Regions from separate parts of the Homo sapiens genome. Here region 1 is linked to region 2. The links are chromatin loops, found by intact Hi-C in ENCODE. Cell type or tissue: K562. All regions are shown on one strand. Links, peaks and the distances in the headings refer to the core of each region. The heading gives the core; the rest is flanking DNA. Region 1 overlaps MYCL (MYCL proto-oncogene, bHLH transcription factor). Region 2 overlaps LOC105378667 (a long non-coding RNA gene).

What was found. Hi-C counts contacts between places; a loop is a spot of excess contacts. Peaks named below come from ENCODE experiments on the same cell type or tissue, not always from the same donor. Only the 100,000 strongest peaks of a DNase experiment are listed, where the experiment ranks them.
Region 1: a loop joins it to region 2, with 2.3 times the contacts of the local background. A loop is called at or near these places in 26 of 110 quality-filtered maps.

The regions. Positions count from the first base shown.
Region 1 is chr1:39,895,219-39,898,043 of GRCh38, forward strand. MYCL (MYCL proto-oncogene, bHLH transcription factor) reads right to left here. Exons shown (of 2, transcript NM_001033081.3): 2 at 210-2,752. The coding sequence ends at 2,154. It overlaps MYCL-AS1 (MYCL antisense RNA 1), which reads left to right. Exons shown (of 3, transcript NR_183425.1): 2 at 2,525-2,825. Among named protein-coding and RNA genes, the nearest start is that of MYCL, 5.3 kb to the right of the region's middle. In K562, for the core only: a CTCF peak has its summit at 1,748; no DNase peak of the experiment used is centred there.
Region 2 is chr1:39,831,030-39,833,934 of GRCh38, forward strand. It overlaps LOC105378667 (a long non-coding RNA gene), which reads left to right. Exons shown (of 4, transcript XR_947221.3): 3 at 942-1,028. Among named protein-coding and RNA genes, the nearest start is that of LINC02811, 15 kb to the left of the region's middle. In K562, for the core only: no CTCF peak of the experiment used is centred there; a DNase peak (open chromatin) is centred at 1,482.

The sequences.
Region 1 (2,825 bases), core at 326-2,825, 64 kb after region 2:
CAATTCACAAGAGAATTCCGTGTTCACTGAGTACTGAGCCTACATTGTTTCAACATGTCTGAAATGGCATTTCAGGAACCCAGAGTGGAATGACCAGGTTAGCAACATGGTTAGAGAAGTGCAGCCCTCTGGATCACTTGTGGCTACCCTGAAATAGTTTTCCGTGGTTGAGGAGGACTCAGGTGGCATAAGCTGCCCCCACTCTGACATGTTTGAGAAATCTTTTATTAGAAGATGTCCCAGAAGGCAACATTTTAAAATCAGGCAATCAGTAATCACAACTAAATACAAAATTTCAGGTGAACTTGCCTTTCAAAATAAATCAGACCCTTGCAACAGGAAATTGCCCCAAGAGTTTTTTTCCTTGTACAAAAACAGTTAACACCACTTTGCAAAAGGCATACAAAAATACAATATAAAAAAAAAAGACTCCCCCAGCATAATAGCCAACAGCAGCTTATAAAACACAAGCTATTCAGTTGAGACATCAGTAACCTACACCCAAACTGTCCTCCATAGACAATTCCAGAAGTCAGCTGGCTTTTGTAAACCATGCTCCAGAAGGGTAGAGAGGCTATTTCCAAACATCCCCTGGGGTCCTCTGAGGCCAAGAAGCAACCTCAGAAAGAAACCATTATGGACAATAGATTTGGAAGTAGCAGCTGGTTTTCCAGAGCCATATATAGTACTTACCACCCCCTACCCACCCCAACTTCCAAACCCAGAGCCAGCAGGCACCTGCTGTCCTGGGCAGAGTTCTGGAGGGGCTGCTGGTCCTTCTTCCAGGACAGGCTTAGAGGTGCCTGAGGTTACCCACATGACAACTGCTAGGTTGGGTGACTTTCCCAGACTAGAAGCTGCACGTGGATTCCACTTGGAGCTGCCGAGTCCAGCTGGGGTAAAATCCATCATGGTTGGCTAAGCATATCTCCTGGAGGCTCCTTTAAAACCCACCAGAAGCAAGTCCACCTTCTGGAGCACTGGATGAGTCCCAACAGCTCTCCCCAAAACTTCAGAAACGCCCAGATTCTGGGAAAGATATCTGATTCATGGCAGGCTGGAAGGGGCCCAAGGGTGGCTGCAGAGCCAGCAAGCTCCTTGGAATTGCATGAGGAGGACAGATTTGCATGGTTCCAGAAGAACTTCAAACTTGCCGCTCAAGGATTGAGATGAGGCAGGTGGGAAAGAGGCAGCAGTACAGTTCTCCCTCTGAGGTGTCTTACACCTGCCTTGAGAAAAGACTGGGCCTCAAGTGCCCCTCGGAAAACACCTGGGCAGGGATCAAGTTCATGGGCCAGGACTCCAAGCTATCCCCAGGCCCCAGGCTAGGACCGATTTCCCTGTGTCTTGGGGAAATATTTCTGACCTGTGGGAAAGGGTGCTGTAGAGCCCATTGCATAACAAGGCATAATGGAACAAAAAAGTCCCTTGTGAGGAAAGAAAGGTCCCTCCCTCAGAGGAGAGAGCCCAGAGGGCTCTGAGACAAAGAATCTAGAGGCCAAGCTTTTTAAGTGTTCCCAGGGTCGCAGCATTGGGAGTGGGAGGAAGGGGGTCAGCTAACATCATAATATATAAAGGTTTCCAACTCCTTGGCTACTGTAAAGTGTCTGACAGTGAGGTAATGGTCAATGTTGATCAAGTCTGCAAGCTTGTCTTCACCCAAGACAGCTCGTGTGTCTTCTGGAAAAAGGAGCCTCAGGGAGAGCATCCAGGCCCAGCTGTCCTTGCATCACCCCAGAGACACCAGTTGGGAGCATCCTTTCCTAGCCTAAAGCTCATGCAGAGTGTGAGATTTCATGCAGGCTGGAGCCCCTGACAACATCCACCACCTGTTGCATAGCATCTGTCAGCCTTTTCTTCAGAGCTAGTGAGCTAGGCAGACCCCAAGGCTCCTCAGTCAGCTGCCTGCTGGGAAGCCAAAGGCGCCAGAGAACATACAGCACTCCCATGAGTCAGGGAAGAGGGAGAGCTGGGTTTCAAGGTTTCCAAGAATGCAAGCCTTTATTGTGTGTGCACCGGCTGCAATGCATTCTGGGATCTACTGTCCAGACTGTCCCACCATAACCAAAATGTGCAAATTACTAAAGGGGAGAGGGAGGTTAAAAAATAAACTTGTGTCTTCGTAAGACAGAACTGTCAGGCTTTTTGGTCAGTTAGTAGCCAGTGAGGTATGCAATTCTTTTCTGCAACTGCTGCTGCCGGCATCGGAGCTGTCTTTTCTCTGTAGCCATCCTCTTCTCAGCCCCCACCAGGGCTTGCAAGTATTCCAAGGCCTTGCTTAGGATCACTACTTTGGGGGCCTTGGAGCAGCTGGCCAGGGTGGGCACCTGGTCCCTCAGCGCCAAGAATCGCGAACGCAGGTCATTCCGCCTCTTGCGCTCCAGGAAGTTGTGATTCTTCCTCTTGGTCACATCCTCAGTATCAGAACTGACAGGTTTGGGGTGGCAGGACTGGGCAGCCTCACTTTCTACAGGTGGGGGACTCACAATCTCTTCATCCTCCTCATCTTCCTTTTCCCCTGCAGCATCTCTCTCCAGAACCTCTTCTTGGGGACCCCTCTCTGAAGCCTCTTCTTGGGAGCAGCTTTCTGGAGGAAAACGGGCAGCATAGTTGTGCTGTTGCTGATGGATGGAGATGTGGAAATGCTTCATGCAGGGATCCAGGGGGTCTGCTCGCACCGTGATGGTGACCGGCTTCCGAATACCCAGAGACTGCCTCTTCTCTACTGTCACAACATCAATTTCTTCATTCTCTGTCCGAGAAAAGAGATCAAGAGAAGAAACACATCCCATGAGAAACACAAACATAGACCCTACAGCTTTAGC
Region 2 (2,905 bases), core at 136-2,635:
CCTAGAATAGTGAATGATAAGCACTCATTTAAGTCTGTTGAATTAATAGGTATTCCTAATTATAAAGCTGTTTGACTCCTAAAGTCCTCTACTTGCCTTCATATTAGTCCAGAACTGGTTCAACTTACCACGTACCTGATGAAAAATACAACTACTTTTTAATTCAAAATAACTAGAAGTGGCATAATCCAGTAAAAAGAACACTACTGCTAAACCAGGAGACCAGGGTTCCAGGCATAGCTCTGCTACTTACTAACTCTTTGTGTTGCTGTTGGTGACTTACTTAACCTCTCTGGGACTCACTTTCTCTGTCTGCTCAATTATGTGGCTAATCTGGATCAGAGATTTTCAAAGTGTGTCCCACAGCCGGGGGGCGGGGAAGGGGGTGGGCACTAAATCAGAGGGACCAGAAGACTGTGCACCCTACCCAGACCTGAAGCCAGTCTAGTTCAGTATATATTATATATTGCAATTCATGTATGACTTGGGAGAAGGAAAAAAAAAAAAGGATCCACAGCTAAAAACAAGTTTGAAAACAACTGAAACATGATCACCGAATTCTCTGCACCCTTTACATGCTGATATTTAAAACAACAGAAAGCCACGAATGTAGTAAGAAGGTAGTTTTGCCGGGCACGGTGGCTCACGCCTATAATCCCAGCATTTTGGGAGGCCAAGACGGGTGGATCACCTGAGATTTCAGGAGTTCGAAACCAGCCTGGCCAACATGGCGAAACCCCATCTCTACTAAAAGTACAAAAATTAGCCGGAGGTTGCAGTGAACCGAGATCGCGCCATTGCACTCCAGCCTGGGCGACAGAGAGAGTCCATCTCAAAAAAAAAAAAAAAAAAAAAAAAAGAAGGTAGTTTCTAAAAAGCACTTGAAGAGTCTGACTGCCAAAGTTCAGAGAGAGTAAGCTGACACTTTTGTCTGCCATCAGGAACCCACCAGTCTCCAAGCAACTTGACTTCATTATGCAGATCCAGCAAGACACAGAGACATTTTTGAATCCACAAATAACTTCTATGTAAGTCTTTATACCTTGGAGCCGGACACAGTGGCTCACACCTATAATCCCAGCACTTTGGGAGGTCAAGACGGGAGCATCGCTTGAGACCAGGAGGTCAAGACCAGCCTGGGCAACATGGCAAAACCTCATTTCTACAAAAAAACAAAATTACCTGGGCATGGTGGCAGGTGCCTGTGGTCCCAACCTCCCTAGGCTAAGATGGGAGGATCACCTGCGCCCAGGAGTGCCACTGCACTCCAACCTGGGTGACAGAGTGAGACCCTGTCTCAAAAATATAAAAAGTCTTTATACCTCGATCCCCTTCATATTAACAAGGAGGCTCAGGCAGAAGGCACAGACTTAAATGGTTTTCCTTTATGCCTTGCTTTCAGGTCATTTGTCACTTCACTTCTGGTGACTCAGAGTCTGACCCCAGCCTCACACTTGATAATGCACCATGCACGGTTCTTGCAGAGATAGGGCCTTCCTTTTGCATGGGAAGTACTCGGTAGTTACGGTGCGCTAGTCAGGGTTGTAGTCAGAGGACCTGGAGTTCTCTCATCTGCCACCTACTCTGTGTCACTGCTATGGACACCTATTATTTGGTCTACTCAGCACCAATCCCATCCCTGCCCTCTTCCTGAAAACTCTCGTGTTCCCTGGCTTCATTCTATCATACTGTTCTACAGGGAGGGCCATGTTCTTAGATGGTACGCTGTCCTTCTTAATCCAAGGGTAGACAACAGAATTCAGCTCTACTCAATTGCGTCTTTTCCTGGGGCTTTTAAACTTGGGATTTGGTCCACTTCTTTTCAGTGAAGAAAAGCTGTAAGATGTGAGGTGTGGCAGCTTCCAATGACCACGACCACGTGAAGAAAGCTGGTTTGCATGGAGAGAAACGTGAAATCGGCACGCTGAGAAGAGATGAGGCAGTGCTGGTAGTGTCTGAGTCCTTGGGAGCAATTGTTCCTGAGGCCCAGCTGCACCTTGCCTGTCCTTTCAGGAGAAGCTCAGTTGTTTGACTTTTAGATTCCATAAGCCAACAAATCGTCTTTTATACCTAAATTAGTTTAAACTGGCTTTCAATCCCTTACAACTGAACTAACACCAACCCTGTGTTAAGTCACTGAAATACTGTGAGTCTGTTTCTTCATTTGTAGAAACGACCTCAAATGTTTTTGGCAAATACTAACAAGATATGTAGTTTTGTTAAAACCATACTGGGCCATAAATTTCTAAGGAATGACTACTACAGATATCTCATGATGAAGATAATGGCAAGTACCACCCAGAAGGCATATGGACTTAGTTAAGCTCAGCCCTGCTGCTAGAAAACCAAGTGTCTTACTGACTAGCAGACAGCAACTCCACAGTGGACACAAATGCTTGTCTGCCCAGGTGCCCTCCCCTCCTACCAACCCGCTCACCCTTCTCCTCTGGGAATCACTCCACCTCCACTCCATCCTTTCCATGGGAACTGTCCTGTCCTTTCAGGAATCCATCTCCAGACTGGCTGATGGGCCTCAGGATAAGCACTAGACTCAAGCTGGGCTAAAAGATCCCTTTCCTGGGACTTTTACTTTTAAAAAATGGTGGTAAAATTCACTTTTAAGCTTATAGTTCAGTAATGTTAAGTGTATTACAGTATGAAAGTGTATTAAGTAGTTTTAAGCGTATAGTTCAGTGGTGTTAAGCATATTCACATTGTTGTGCAACTAATTTCCAGAACTTTTGCATCTTACAAAACTGAAACTCTATCCCATTAAACTTCTCCATTTACCCTTCCCTCCACCCCCAGCCAACACCATACTGTTTCTATGAATTTGACTATTCTAGATACCTCATGTAAGTGGAACTATACCATATTTGTCTTTTGGTGACTGGCTTTTTTTTTT